Linked DNA regions of Mus musculus: region 2 is linked to region 1. The links are chromatin loops, found by intact Hi-C in ENCODE. Cell type or tissue: heart. All regions are shown on one strand.

The links. Peaks named below come from ENCODE experiments on the same cell type or tissue, not always from the same donor. Only the 100,000 strongest peaks of a DNase experiment are listed, where the experiment ranks them.
Region 2: it touches region 1 in a loop (5-fold over the local background); 11 of 42 quality-filtered maps call a loop at or near these places.

What each region holds. Positions count from the first base shown.
Region 1 is chr8:13,209,372-13,217,371 of GRCm38, reverse strand. No RefSeq gene overlaps it. Among named protein-coding and RNA genes, the nearest start is that of 2810030D12Rik, 13 kb to the right of the region's middle. In heart, a CTCF peak has its summit at 3,253 (motif pointing right); DNase peaks (open chromatin) are centred at 3,271, 3,561 and 7,411; H3K4me3 peaks cover 1,073 bases; H3K27ac peaks cover 5,693 bases.
Region 2 is chr8:13,128,407-13,136,406 of GRCm38, reverse strand. Cul4a (cullin 4A) reads right to left here. Exons shown (of 20, transcript NM_146207.3): 10 at 3,166-3,284; 11 at 2,566-2,758; 12 at 438-542; 13 at 164-274; 14 at 1-71. Mir7065 (microRNA 7065) reads right to left here and starts at 335; the gene lies at 275-335. In heart, a CTCF peak has its summit at 3,968 (motif pointing right); no DNase peak of the experiment used is centred here.

The DNA.
Region 1 (8,000 bases):
CAGCATGCTCTGGGGACAAAGACAGCAGTGCTATCCCAGGTTCTTCTCTGGGTCTGTTTACATAACTCACGTGCCGGCTCTGGAGGCAGGACTATTTCTCATCATCTGCCTGTGAGCAGGCAGGAAACTCTCCCTGTGCTAGTCTTTGACAGCTGTATTATCCGTCAGCACTTGACAGCTTTAGGCAGGCAGGAGCAGCAGGTGAAACCCTTTAGCGTTACAGTTTTTGTGTGGTTGCTGGGGTCCCTTGTCCCTAAGGTGAGAAATGTTAACGGCTCTTGTGCAGGCCTGGGGGATAAAGAACTCTTAGCTCTGCGAGTGTCATAGGTCTTGTATAGCCCTAGAACGCTGTGATCCCTTAGTCCCTGGCAGCGACTAGCATCACAGCTACCAGGCCTGTGTATCCGAATCCTGTTGTAGGTGCTGCTGCTGTTAATTGAAGCAAGCGTCACTGTTCTGGGCCTGTTGGCCACCACTCATTCTCCTTTTGCTGCTTCTACTGCTCCGTTTTCCTGCTATCAGCTCAGCCAGCTCTACTAAACGCAAACAAAAGAGAGCACTTGACAAACACAGTTTATTGAGCCTAATGTTGCATCCTCAGGGAAGGCATCTTAGGAAGGGCTCTCGCCAGCTGAGCCATACGGCTTGCTTAGATGGTCAAAGAAAGGACTTCTGTGGCAATCACAGCAAACCTCTAAGGGAAACTACGGGCCTTGCATTACCTGTAGCGCAGTCCCGAAGTGCAAACGAAAAACTACTCTTGGCTGACCACAGCAGTCCTCCTATGCAAATAAAAGACTGTGTTTGCCCCAATCACAGGCCTTCTGCTGGGCTAGCACAGGAAAGGCTCCTCCTCTGGTGTAGGTAGAAAGGCTGTAGGGCTCTCTAGAGTTCAGTGACGGTTGGAATGGCATAAATAAAGTCTGTCGCAGATGAAATGGTTGGAGCTGGGCCTACAGCTGCAGCTCCAAGAGCTTAAGTTCATAAGCAGAGAGCGCCTGTGGCTGCAATATGGCTTCCTCGGGCCTCCTTTGGAGAACTCAGGGCAGCTGGCGCTGCATAAGCGCAGCTCAGTGAATGTATGTCAGGCACTGCTTCCTAAATATAGCCAGGGCTCCAGGGGCAAGTCTAAGGCTGACAATCTCAACAGCAAAAGGCGTGCTTTCAATCGAGGTGTATCATCAACAGGGCTTTTAAAAAAAGATTTACTTATATGTATATGAGTACACTGTAGCTGTACAGATGGTTGTGAGCCATCATGTGGTTGCTGGGAATTGAATTCAGGACCTTTGCTCGGCCTAAAGATTCATTTATTATTATGTGTGAGTTCACTGTAGCTGTCTTCAGACACACTTCAGGGTGTCACATTTGAGGGTGTCAGATCTCATTACAGATGCTTGTGAGTCACCATGTGGTTGCTGGTATTTGAACTCAGGACCTTTGGAAGAACTGGTGCTCTTAACGGCTGAGCCATCTCTCCAGTCCCTCATCAACAGGTTTTTTTTTATATTTCTTTATTATATGTAACTACACTGTAGCTGTCTTCAGATCTGATTATGGTGGTTGTGAGCCACCATGTGGTTGCTGGGAATTGAATTCAGGACCTCTGGAAGAACAGTCAGTGCTCTTAACCGCTGAGCCATCTCACCAGCCCTCACCAACAGTTTTATCAGCAACATTTAACATCATCTAACAACCCTTTTGTTGAGGTTAACTCTTAGCCAGAGATGGACAGGTTCTTCTAGTATGTGTCAAGGCCACACTTGGGTGACTTGCTACTTCAGTGGTGATACAATGTGGCCGGACATCTAAGTAGCCCAGGACACTCAAGGAGGCAGGGCAGAAAAGAAGTGAAGGGAATACCAGTTGTCACAGCCCACTGAAAGTCTCCTTCCCTCCTCCCCTCCCTCCTCCTTCTCCCTCCCTCCTCCCCTCCCTCCTCCCCCTCCCTCCCTCTAAAGCAGTCAGCTGTCAGTCTCTTCCTATGATAAAGTACAAAGGGGAGGACCCTTCACTCTGAAATGAGAAGGGACTCTGTCCCAGGGATGGGAGCCCTCCCCTGTGTGTACAAGCCCTTCTCTTAGTGAAGAGAGTAACAGGACCTAAGGAGCTGAGGACCTACCCGTGGCCAGAGCTTGGGGTGATCTGGCGACTTCTAGTCCAGAGAGGAAAGCCCTCACTGAGCCTTGACCCAACCTTTCTATAGATATATTTTAATTGTGAAAACTCTTTTTTTCACCTTTTTATTCTTTTATTTTATTAACATTGGTGTTCTACCTGCATGGATGTCTCTGTGAGGATGTCAGCCCTCCCACCCCCGTAACTGGAATTACACACAGTTGAGACTACCATGTGGATGCTTGGAATTGAACCCCTGGGTCCTTTGGAAGAGTAGCCAGTGCTCTTAACCACTGAGCCATCTCTTCAGCCTTAAGTTTGAAAGTTCTTAATGGAAGTCTTTGTACTTTTCTAAACATTATGAGAAAGCACTGATCACACCAAGGACTGCTCGCTTGTGTGTTAGTCTGCTGAGTGGTGGCTGTGGCTATGGTTTAGCTGACTCTATGATGACAATAAGAGCTTTTATTTTTTATTTATTTTTTACTATTTATTTATTTATTTATTTATTTAGTTAGTTAGTTAGTTAGTTATTGGTTGAGACAGAATTTCTCTATGTAGCCCTGGCTGTCCTGAAACTCACTCTGTGGACCAGGCTGGCCTTGAACTCACAGATATCCTCCTGCCTCCACCTCCGCCTCTGCCTCCTGAGTGCTAGGATTAAAAGCATGCACATGCTCCACCACTGCCAGGCATGGAACTTGCTCCATGCATCCAAAAGCGCATCATCACTAATTAACTCAGAGTAGTAGCCTGCTAGAAAATCCGTGTGCAGACTCCTGCTAAGAAAGCGTTGAGATAGCCGGGCGTGGTGGCGTTGAGACACTTCCCATACAAGCGCAGAGGGCTACAGGCAGCAACCTGCCTTTGTGCAGAGGGGTTTTGGCTCCATTTTGCTGAGGGCTACTTCAATGGTTCAGTCCCAGTGACACTAAGGGAGTGGGAAATCCCCTTGCCTCTGCCTTTCCCCTGTGACTTTTCCCCATGTCCTCGGGTTCTCTACATCTAGATTCTGTTCTCTGAGCTGGGTGCTGGACATTGTGAGAGACTGGGAGGCCCTGAAGTCATGTGGTGGATCAGTGTGCCTGTCCAGTTTTCTGTACCCAGGTCCCCGTGACTCTTGATTCTCAGGCGCCACCAGGGGGCACTGCTAACCTCCAGATGGCAGCATTGGCAGGGCTACAGGGCACAGCTGCAATTGTGCAAACCCAGCAAGTACAACCAGCTGCTGCCACTCTCCGTGGCCCTGCGACTTTACCAGACTAAAACTGAGGTGAATGGAGCATGGGGGAGGGGCAGGCATGGCACACAAATTCACAGGTCATTGCCTGGGTTTCTAGGGAGATGGGGTAAGACCTAGAACTCTAAATGGGACACTGCATTTAGCACTAAAACATTGCTGAGCACAATGCCTACTGGTATGGTTGTGGCAGGGGTTGGGCCTTCCATGCCCTGGCCTGATGTTGTCTTCTAGGAGGAACATACTTCCGGCCCCTGGCCCAGCCCCCAAAATGGCCCCTTCAGCAGAGGGGAGTATTGTGGTTTTGTTCTGCCTTGAGAGGATGGAAAAGCACTCTCGTTTAGCCACTTCCTGCCCTCTGTCAGGGCTCCTCAGTGCCTCTGAGAGTTCAACAGAAGGCCGCAGGATGAGGTGAAACCACCACAGATGAAGCAGATGGCAGAAAATAGTCATCTGTGGGCTTTCTGTGGTCAGCAACCACTGAGCACCCCAGTGAGCAGGTACCACGCGGCAGCTAGAGCAATGAGGAGAACAGATACGCTTGCTAGGTCATGGTGACCCCTCCTGAAGGCCTGAAGGGTCAGGGGACTCCTGATCGTGTGCTGGGACATAACAACAAGCATTGGGTCCACCATGTGACTACACAAACATCTCTGCCACCAGAGGTTCTGACTGGGAGAAAAATGGGAAACAAGATCAGTGACCATCTTTGCTCTTCAACTCCTCTGGAGCAGCGGAGTGCAGACTCAGATTGACCTGCGTGGAGGTTCATTACGTGGAAAAACTCCCGAGGGTTTCTGGTGGCAAAGGCTTGTCATCCTGATGCATCTCCTTACCAACACGGGGCAGGACCTCAAGCTTTCACTCTTTAGGTGACAAGGTAGGTCTCCTGGACGCTAGCCAGCAAGGCGTGAAGCCTGGACATACTCCCCCCCGCCCCGCCCCCCGCCCCGCCCCCCGCCCCCGCCCCCCGCCCCCCGCCCCCGCCCCCGCCCCCCGCCCGCAACAAAACAAAAAAGAGAAGAGGCAGAGTTTGCCTTATGGGACAAACATTCCTATGTGTAAGGAAGACATGGGTCCATTCACAGCAAGAAGCTACAAGAAATGCACAACACACACACACACACACACACACACACACACGCACGCACGCACGCACGCACGCATGCACTTCCACAAAGCACCAATAATCAAAGAACTGAGGAGATACGAGATTAAAGGGACAGAAGAGTAAAGCAAACATGGACCTGCTGAGGTGCAGACCCGATGTCCATGGTACTCCAACAGCCTCAGTAATGCCCAGCACAGCCTCAATGATAGCAGAAACAACAGCACCCGCAGCACCCGGTGGATAGGACGCTGATGCTCACCTCTGCCCTTGAAAAGCCTCTGTGTGACGACCATCCACGAGGAAGAGTTTAGGGTCATGCAGCCATCTGGGCATTGAAAGATACACTGTTCTGAGGCTCACACAGCAGAGCCACTGAAAACTGGAAACATCAAGTGGGTGAGTTTTATTGTATATAGGTCATATTTCTATGTTGCTAGGAGAATGTGAGGATTTACCAGAATTAAAAGGCATGGTACTTAAGACACAGTTCTGTGGTCAAGAGCATTTGCTGCTCTTGTAGAGGACCTGGGCTCAGTTCCCAGCATATAGTGCCTTACAACTGTCTGTAACTCCATTCCCAGGGGTGCCGATGCATTCCTCTGGCCTCCTTTGGTACTTCATGCTTGTGGTGCATGTATATGCATCAAAACACTCATAAAAGAAAAATAAAGAGGGCTGGAGAGATGGCTCAGCAGTTAAGAGCACTGACTGCTCTTCCAGAGGTCCTGAGTTCAATTCCCAGCAACCACATGGTGGCTCACAACCATCTGTAATGGAAGCTGTTGCCGTCTTCTGGTGTGTCTGAAAATAGCTACAGTGTGCTCAAATAAATAAATAAATCCTTTTTTAAAAACAGAAAAATAAAGTCTCAAACACAGCAGCAGCAACAGGCAACAAAATTTATTTATTTATTTATTTATTGTTTTTTGTTTGTTTGTTTGTTTTTGTTTTTGTTTTTCCGAGACAGGGTTTCTCTGTATAGCGCTGGCTGTCCTGGAACTCACTTTGTAGACCAGGCTGGCCTCGAACTCAGAAATCCGCCTGCCTCTGCCTCCCGAGTGCTGAGATTGAAGGCTTGCGCCACCACACCCGGCTGACAAAATTTATTACAAGCGAAGAATGCACACACACATAGGTACACAAAAACACAAATAACACACAGAGAGAGAATTAGAAACAGAGAGACAGAGGCAGAGAGAGAGAAACAGAGAGAGTCAGAGAGTAAAGTACAGAGAGAAAGACTCTCTGCAAAACAGAGAGGACACTGATAGCTAAATTCCCTGGGCCAACCTAGGTCTTTTAAATTGTTCTGTTGTTTTGGTAGCACAGGGCAAATTCCCCTCCCCTGATAGTGGGCTGTTCCGTTTAAACAAAGAAAGGGGAGTATATATGCCCACACTTTGGGTAAGCATGCTTAGGACAGGCCTTGTACATATCTGACCAGCTTGAACGGGAACGGGAGCGCTGGAAGGATCCCCCCCCCCAACACCCCCATAGCATCCCCAGGCCTTTTTTTTTTTTTTTTTTTTTGGTCTCAGGTCGGGAGAACCCGTTTGCCACCATGATTCTCTCTCTGTGACCTTTCCCATATCTCTCTGCCTTCTAGGGATGATGTTTATCTTCTGCTCCCGCAAAAGGAGAGAACTGACCCCTGAAAGTTGTTCCTCCACCTCTGCACCATTGTGTTCGGTGCCCCCCAAAACAAATCAACAAATAAATACATAGAAGAAAAAAAATTAAATACGAAAGTATGCTCGTCTTTTCGATGACTCTGACAGAAGAAAATCAAAGTGTTCTATTTGCATACTCAGAGCTCTTCCGAGTCGCTGAGCCCCTTGCGGACGCTCCTCGCAGTCTTCTGTGGTGGAGCTTTCTTCTGCAGACCCTGACCTACCAAGTGGGAACTTAGCCAATAACTCAGAAGAAATGGAACAGCCCGAGTGCATCTGGTGAAGCGCCTGAGACAAAAGTAACAAAACTGTGTCCACGCTGAAACAAAAAGTAACAAAACCATGTTCACACCCTGGGACCTACACTCCCATCACCCTTGATGACAGAAGATGAAGGAAATAAAAAAACACAGAGGAAAGTGAGCAGGGTTCTATCAGGTGAGGCATCTGGATGGACAGACAGCACACAGGAGTGGCAGTGCCTGTGCAGAGCAGGAAGCCGAGCTGTGCTGTGGGAAGAAGGGGATGGTGGGGATGGATGCGCAGCTATTGAGCCAGTCTTTAGTCCACACTCAGGACGATCCCAAAGCTGTTGTTTGTACTCTGCCAGCTTTAAGAGGGTATGGGCTGGGAAGATGGATCAGCCGCTAAAGGACTGCTCAGTCAACCGGGCTGGAGGTGGAATCCCAGCACCCATGTGGAGTGGCTCATAGCTCAAGCTCTGGGGTGTATCTAAAGTCAGCTATAGTGTACGCATATAAATAATAATAAATAAATAAATAATATTTAAATAACCAGTACCCCGGAGCTCTTAACTCTAGCTGCATATGTATCAAAAGATGGCCTAGTCGGCCATCACTGGAAAGAGAGGCCCATTGGACACGCAAACTTTATATGCCCCACTACAGGGGAACGCCAGGGCCAAAAAGAGGGAGTGGGTGGGTAGGGGAGTGGGGGTGGGTGGGTATGGGGGACTTTTGGTATAGCATTGGAAATGTAAATGAGCTAAATACCTAATAAAAAATGGAAAAAAATAATATTTAAAAATTAATAAAAATAAAAACAAACAAACAAACAAAACACAGTGCAGCCCTGACATTGGTGGACAGGATTCAGTAGGGGTGGGAGAGGCTGGGAGCCAACACTGTCTTTTGCCTATGCTTTCAGACAGCTGTAAGTAAGGCTTTGGCTTAAGGAGTGGCAGGGGTGGAACTGGCTGTTGATAAATGTCAACAGCTTCTAAAAATAAACAGGCCAGAGTCCCAGTGCTCAGAACTTGTGAGGTTAGTCCCCACTGGAGTGCAGGCCACCCTTTATGGGCATCTGAGCTTCTTGCTTTGACCTTACATCAAGAACAAGAACCCTAATTAAGTCAGCTTCATTCAGGGTTAGTCCCTGGCTTCCCAGTGCCACCTCCAGTCTACGCCACAAAGACACCAGGCTGCTACTTGACAAATGGCCAAGCTGCCCGCTGTGCTTGACGTGTGTGTTTACGACACACCAGTCCCCAAGATTATGTACCAGATGCTAATGCACAGGGAGGGCATGGCTTGCTATAGGTGCATGCTTGTAATCCCAGCATCCAAGAGTCTGAAGCCGGAGAATCACCAGAAGTGTGAAACCAGCCAGGGCTATGTAGTCTGACTATCTGAGTTCAATACCTGAACCCCACACTGTGGAAGAGATTGTTGGATAAGAGAACTGTCTCCAGGGAGCTGCCCTCTGACTTCCACATGTGTGTGTGCAAGAACATGCATGTGCACCTGTGCATGTATATGTGCACACAGGCACACAATAAATAATAACACAAATGAATGTAAAACAAAGAAATAAACCCAAATCAGGGAGATGGGCAGGAGCA
Region 2 (8,000 bases), 81 kb after region 1:
CATGATGTCTTTGGAGAGCTCCATGTCCTTGAACATGCCCTCCAGTTTGCTGGTAAACGCAGCTCCGCACTCTGCGTATGTGAAGGAGGGGTGAGATGGAGCGGGCATGGGGCCCGCCCGCCCGCCCGCCCGCGGCCCTGGGGACGGCCCACCCTGAGCTCACCGTGCTTGAGCTTCGACAGCATGGACTTCTCCGCGTCCACCGACGCGCTCTTCCCCACCAGCAGCCTTTTTGCTAAGTCTTTCTTATAAAACGCTTCAAAGACATCTTTACCTGTGCAAACAGGAAAACCAAGACCTGAGAGAGATTCCTGGTTTACCTGCTACACTCCATGGACAAAAATCTCCTTGAGTACTACTTCCGTGTTCGGGGACCATTTTTCCCTCTGAATGCAGGTTTGCAGGCTCGTCTGGCCCCACAGCCCCTCCTTCCTCACCATGGATGAAACGGAAGAGAATCATGATCTTGTCCAGGATCCTCTCCAGTTCCTCATCTGTGGCTTCTTTGTTGCCGGCCCGTAACTTTGAGTCCACGTGCTTGGCTGGAAGAGCAAGAGTTCCAATCAGAAAAGGGCTGTGGGACCAGAGCAGAGGAGACAACTGGACACACAGGCCTTGGGTGCTGACCCCATCACAGCAACAGAGAAAACCACACAAGAACCCCTCCCACCAGCTCCTTTTAGTGCTCCAGGAAGCAAACTGCCTTTTAAAGACAAGTTGTCTCAAGGTAATGAGAATGCATCTTTCCAGAACTTTAACAAATTCACAGAGTAAAATAATTTTTAAAAAAATGGTCTCAGATTGAGTTTTAATTTTTTTTATATTTAAAGATGAATTTTATTCATGTGTATGGGTTAATTTCTCTGCCAGTCCCAGCAGGAGCCAGGGAAGAGCAGGCACTGGACCCTCTGAAGCTTCGTTATAAACAGCTGCCGGCTGGAAGCTGAGCTCTGGAAGAGCGACAGGTGCTCCCAACCCATCTCTCCAGCCATGTCACCATGCATGTGATGTACCATGTATGCGCTTGGTGCCTTTAGAGGACAGAATCCAGGTCTATGGGAATCCAGAGTAGCAGTGAGGTAAACTGAGGCATCTCTCCAGCTGCCTCCCCCCCCCCCCCAAGTGTGTTAAAAAGCAGGCTTTCTTTTCTAACCCTAGATTTCATACATGGGTTTTAGGACACATTGCCACAGGCACCAGAACGGACCCTTTTAAAATCTGCTGTAAGAACTGTAGTTGACTTTCTCAGGGAACTCTCCTTGAGGTCTCAGGTCTCAAGGATGAGGTGAGCACTCGAGGCCTCTCGCTTCTGAGGAAACAGTCACCCTTGATAGTGGAAACAGTCACGGCTGAGAGAGCAGAGCCCATGGCTTCCCGAGGCCCACACTCCCCTGGGTTGTTAGCCTCCATGGAAGCACCAGTCTGGTTAAACTGCCGATGGCTTTCTCTGGCTCTTTATTAGTTCTCTTCCTTTTTTTAAAAAAAGTGATGTATCTATCTATATCTATATATGGATATAGATTGTGTGGTTGTAGATGCCAGGGTAGGTCTTGGGACATTTTCTCAACCAATTCTCTATCTTATTTTCTGAGACACGGTCTGCCACTGAATCTGAAGCTCACCGATAGGGGTAGGTCAGCTGCAGTGAGCTTCTGAGATCTGTCTGTCTGTCTGTCTGTCCTTCCCCAGTACTAGGATCACATGTCACTTTCTGCCCTTCTAGAAATGCAGTGATACTTTTCCTAACTGGGGGATGGGGTCTGGGGGTTCGTTTCAAGTATGACAAGAAGTAAGTAGACACAGCAGCAGTTGGAGCAGTGGCCTCCCTGAATACACCTGCTTGGGGGTCTGCTCAGGACAGGGAGCAGCACTGACCTTTAAAGGCAGTTAGTTCTAGAGCCCTTCCACAACCTGGCTTACCAACCCTCTCATCCTGTCTGACAAGTGAGCTTCCTGAGTATTCTAACAAGGCTTGAATCTCCTCAAGCACGCGATCTGGAAGAATATTGGAGGTTCTTCTTCTTCTTCTTCTTTCTTTCTTTTTTGAGTGTTTTTGTTTGTTTTTTTGTTTGTTTGTTTTTCGAGACAGGGTTTCTCTGTGTACTTTGGCTGTCCTAGAACTCACTCTGTAGACCAGGCTGGCCTCAAACTCAGAAATCTGCCTGCCTCTGCCTCCCGAGTGCTGGGATTAAAGGCGTGCGCCACCACCTCCAGCCATTTTCTTTTTTGAGACAAGGCCCTACCATGTATGGTCGGGAACTTGCTATGTAGATAAGGCTAGCCTGGAGTTCACAGAGATCCACCTGCCCTCCACCCAAAGAGTGCTCAAGTAAAGACACGTGCCTACACCTGGCATTCTTCTGTTTATGAAGTACCTAAGAGGCCAGCATGGTGGCTCAGTGGGTAAAGGTGCCTGCTGCCAAGCTGAGTTCAGGCCATATGACTTCATGGGGCACGGGCTCCTGCAAGCCCTCTGAGTCCCACTTGAGCAGGAACACACATGAGTAGTGTCAGTGTATTTGCCTAAATGTAAAACATGAGAGGTGGCTGGGGCTGTTTTGATACCAATGAGCTCTGCAGGCTTGTTTGGTCTCTTGTTGATGAACGTCTCGAAGGACTCCTTCATCAGGTTGATGAAGCGCTCGTTCCTCTGGAAGCACACCTCCACCACGTGGTCCACTTTGTCCTTAAAGTCCAGCAGGTCTTGGACCATGTCTTTGTCTTTCTCAGGATTGATGACAATGGTTGTTCCAAAGGTCTACAGAAACAAGAAACAACTAAGTCAGCACCAGGCTTAAGAAGCAAAGTGTGTCTTTTGCTGTCTCACAACATGGTGTCACCCATTTTTTTCCACTCTGCATGTGGACATGACTATGGATAGCTCTAGTATCCCCTTAAGCAGGTGGTGCCTGGCATTCAGAGGTCCTGGATCAGCCCCAGGCGACTGTCCTCAAAGATGCTGAATGGTGCTACTATACTGGCAAGTGAGGGACACACAGCAGGAGGCAGACCGGACTGCTAGACCAAAGTATGTACTAGTTCACAGGGAGCAGATGAGCCAGTGAATGTGTGACTGAGTGAGCATGTGCGAGAACGACAGGAAGCTGTTACTATTGTACTGCAGGTGGCCACTGCACGGTGGAGGGAAGGCCAGCATGCGTGTACCTTGATGTACTCGCTCCAGTGCTGCAGCAGCGCATGCTGCCCTCCTTTCACCCGGCTGAAGAGCTGGTACATCTGGGTGAGGTCGGGCACCCTGTTCTCATCCAGCAGGTGCTCTAGGCCTAGTGGGATGCATAAGACAAGTCACAGCAGGAAGGCAAGCCCTCACAAGTGTCACCAGGACAGTGTCACCACATAGTAAGGATGTGGCTTGCAGACTTGGAGGCGAGCCCCGCCCTCCTGAGTGCATCGGGAATGCCCTGTTTACTTCTCATTTCACTAAAGCCCTGATCTCACAAAGGTAATGAGCCAAAAAACATTTAGACAAGTGTTTTACTATGAGAAGTTCATGGTGTAAATTATCTGAGGCTTTGTCTATCAGTCAGAAAAACATTCCTTAAAAGACTATTTCAGAGGCTGGAGAGATAGTTCAGCAGTTAAAAGCATTTGCTATCCTTGTGGACCTAGGTTTGGTTTCCAGCACCCACATGGTGACTCACAAGTATCTCTAACTCTAGTTCTAGGAGATATGATACTCTTCTGATCACTGTGGGCACTGCATACATGTGGTGCACATACATACATGCAGGCTAAACACTCAGATGCATAAATCTAAATTGAAATTGAGTCAACTTTAGGTTTTTAGTTGATTAATTTGATTCACATAATAAATTATAAGACAAATAAGTATTTATCCAATATTTCATGTATTCAATATGGCATTTTAGAATTTTTAATCAGTTATTTACGTTTTATGATTTTATTTCATGTCATCTAAGCATGCAAATATTTATGCAGTGCCTACAGAGGCCAGAAGAGGGCATCAGAGAGTCCGGTTGTAGACCTAGGTGCTCAAGGCACTTAAGACGCCAGTCTTCAAGCTGGGCGGTGGCTGCGCACGCCTTTAATCCCAGCACTTGGGAGGCAGAGGCAGGCGGATTTCTGAGTTCGAGGCCAGCCTGGTCTACAGAGTGAGTTCCAGGACAGCAGGGCTACACAGAGAAACCCTGTCTCGGAAAAACAAAAATACAAATTAACAAAAAAGATTTCTCCAAACAAACAAACAAACAAACAAACAAGCCTTCCCCCACTGGGCAGTGTCTGCACACACAGGTGCTAAGCTAGGTCTAGATGCTTGACGCTTCCAAACTACTTCTGAACCAAACATGCAAATAAGCTTTAACTTTTGTACAATTTTATCTCCTAGAAGTCCTAAATAATGTCCTAACATTTTTAAGGGCCTTTTACTTTTTGAAACTTTTTTTCTAATATAACTGTGTATACACGTGCTCGTGTGTTTGCGCATACATCTGTAGGTGTGTGTATAACTGTGTACACACGTGCTCGTGTGTTTGCGCATACATCTGTAGGTGTGTGTATAACTGTGTACACACGTGCTCGTGTGTTTGCGCATACATCTGTAGGTGTGTGTATAACTGTGTACGCATGTTCACCGGGATCCAGAGCCTGAGGTGATGTTTCCCTCAGCCATCCTTCAGCTGTGCTGTGCTTGCTTTTTAAATGTCAGACAGACTCTCCCCCAACTCTGGATCTTACCGACGCAGCAGACTGGCTGGCAGTAGAGCTCCTCTTGTCTCTGCCATCCCAGTGCTGTGGTTACAGGTGGCTTCTTAATGTGGACTCTGGGAATCCAAATTTAGGTCCTAATGCATGCATGGCCAGCATGTGCTCCTAAGACTCCTCCAGAGCCCCGTAATAACATTTAGAATAAAGTTTTACAAACACAGTTTACTATTTTCTCACAAGAATTTAGTAAATTATATACTGTGACAATGTGTGAGTGTGAGTGTGTGTGTGTGTGCTCAAATGAGACTGAATGCCTTCAGAAGGCAGACAGGAGTCCTGAATGCTCTACAGTCTGTTACGGTGGGTGTGAGTTGTCTACCACGTGTGAGCTCAGTGAGCTCTGGTCCTGTGTGCGCTCACAACAGCTGTAACCACTGTGTGCACCACCGCTCCAGCCAACTCTTTAGTCTTATAATTATTCATTTTAATTTTTAATAATTCTTTTCTGGGGCTGGTGAGATGGCTCAGTGGGTAAGAGCACCCGACTGCTCTTCTGAAGGTCCAGAGTTCAAATCCCAGCAACCACATGGTAGCTCACAACCATCTGTAACAAGATCTGACTCCCTCTTCTGGTGTGTCTGAAGACAGCTACAGTGTACTTACATATAATAATAAATAAATCTTTAAAATAATAATAATAATAATTCTTTTCTGTGCCATTTTGAACTCCCAGATGTTAAGAACACAAAATGAATTTCAGTCATTGTGCTGTATTGCTGTAGGGTTACGCCTTGTCGTCGTCTTTTTTTAAAAGATTTATTTATTTTATGTATGTGAATACACTGCAGCTGTACATATGGTTGTGAGCCTTCATGTGGTTGCTGAGAATTGAATTTTTAGGATGCTTTGGTCAACCTCTGCACTTGTTCTGGTCGGCCTCACTTGCTCCAGTCCAAAGATTTATTGTTATAAATATTATATTATATTATTATTAATATTACAAGTACACTGTAGTTGTCTTCAGATGTACCAGAAGAGGGAGTCCGATCCCTTTACAGGTGGTTGTGAGCTATTGTGTGGTTGCTGGAATTTGAACTCAGGACCATCTCGCCAGTCCACGCCCGGTTCTCTTAGTAAGAGCTTGCTGATGGCTCTAAGGCCACTTGGGTGACCCCAGAGACCTTAGAAACAATGTCCCTAGAATGCTGAGGCTTCCTTCTGTCCTTCCTGTCCTACATCTGCAATTATGCATTCTCCAAACAGCTCTCCAGTTTCCTTAGTGGAGACAGTTACCTACAAGCCATGCTGTGCCCATTACAGGTACTCATACTAGCACACTGGGCATTGTTACCAGATTTTGAGTGGACAAAACTATTAAATGCATTTTTAAAAAATCTTTTTTAAAAAAGATTTATTTAACTTATATGAGTACATTGTAGGTGTCTTCAGATGCAACAGAAGAGGGTATCGGATCCCATTAGAGATGGTTGTGAGCCACCATGTGGTTGCTTGGAATTGAACTCAGGACCTCTGGAAGAGCAGTCAGTGCTCATGACCGCTGAGCCATCTCTCCAGCCCCCTTTTTAATCTTTTTAAAGGCAAGTTTTCACATTGTATTCTTGGCTAACCTAAAACTCACTATATTGACCAGGCTGGCCTCCATTTCACTAAGATCTGTCTGATTCTGCCTCCTGTGTGCTGGGATGCACCACTATGCTTAGCTAATATTATTTCTAAAATAATTTTAGGAATTCTTGTCTTTTTCCTTGTGTTGCTTGGTCCCAGGCCTCACACAGACTAAATACATATTCTACCTTTGACTGTGTTGCATACACCCCGTGCTAAGTGAGCGCCATATCACTGAGCTTATCCCAGCCTTAGATTATTTTTATATCCTGTTATTCTTAGGATATGTTCCACTAAGGATATACTCCTTAAAGAAAAATTTTAAAAAATTACATCTGTATAAATGCATGCATAGAAGTCAAAGATAAACTGTAGGAAATGACTCTCCTTTTAAGACCTGAACTTGATTCTACCAAGCTTGGTAGCAAACATCTTCCTCAACCCTGATACTTTGCTGGCCAACTGTCTCTTATTTTTATTTTTTTAAAAGATAATGTTTCTTTATATAGTCCTCACTGTCCTAGAACTTGCTATGCAAATCGGGCTGGCCTCAGATTCACAGAGATCCACCTGTCTCTGTCCGGTGCTGGGATTAACAGCTGTCTTATCACACCTGTCCTCTAATTCTGACTTTGTAAAAGCACCCAACCCAAGTTCTGAATGCATCTGCTCTTAGTTAAATGAAAAGAGCACTGAGTGTGAATGTGCACTTGGGTAGGTTTGTGTGTGGTTTACTGGGAAACCCATCCATGCAGACTGGGACACAAACTACAGTGCTTAGGCAGCACGGCTATGTGGCCTTGGTCTTCTACATGCAAAGTGGAATGGTAGCCTCACAGGACTGCTGTCCATGAAGGCAGACCATGGCGGCAGAGGCCTGACACAGTCTTCCTCCTGTCCTGGTTTACTTGGCTACTGTATGGTGGTCCTGCTTCCACGTGTCTCACAGAGACCAGCACGAGTGCCTGGCAAAGCAGAGTCTCCCAGCCACTAGCAGGAGTGGCACTGCCTTAGAGCTGAATCTCCAGATACTCAGAGCACAAGGAAGGAGGAGCCACAGTTCCCATCACAGCCACAGTTCCCATCAATCACAGCCATACGACCTTAAACAGTGAATGGTGACAAGAACAATTAAGTTTTAACAAGTTACATTGGTATCCAAGTGTTACAAAAGAGTGGCTGTGTTCATTATAATTTCTGGAGGTGTACAATCGCTGTGAAAATACAACAAAAAACACTAAACCGGGGCTGGTGAGATGGCTCAGTGGGTAAGAGTACTAGACTGTTCTTCCGAAGGTCCAGAGTTCAAATCCCAGCAACCACATGGTGGCTCACAACCATCTGTAACAAGATCTGACGCTCTCTTCTGGAGTGTCTGAAGACAGCTACAGTGTACTTACATATAATAAATAAATAAAAAATTAAAAAAAAAACCACTAAACCAATGGACACAAAACCCAACAAGTACAGAGCATAGGAAGTGGGTGGGCTATGGCTTTAATGTTATGTACAAAGTGGTGTAATGCCCTCTAAAGACAAACTTGAGTTCCTCCCACAGTTCTTCTCAAGACACCAGAGCTATCTACCGATCTAAGTCCTAGCTCTCTCCAGTTAAATCTCCCTCTGGGAAGAGCCTAGATTTCTACGTATGCTCATGGTAACCTAGTGTACAGTTTATGAAGAAC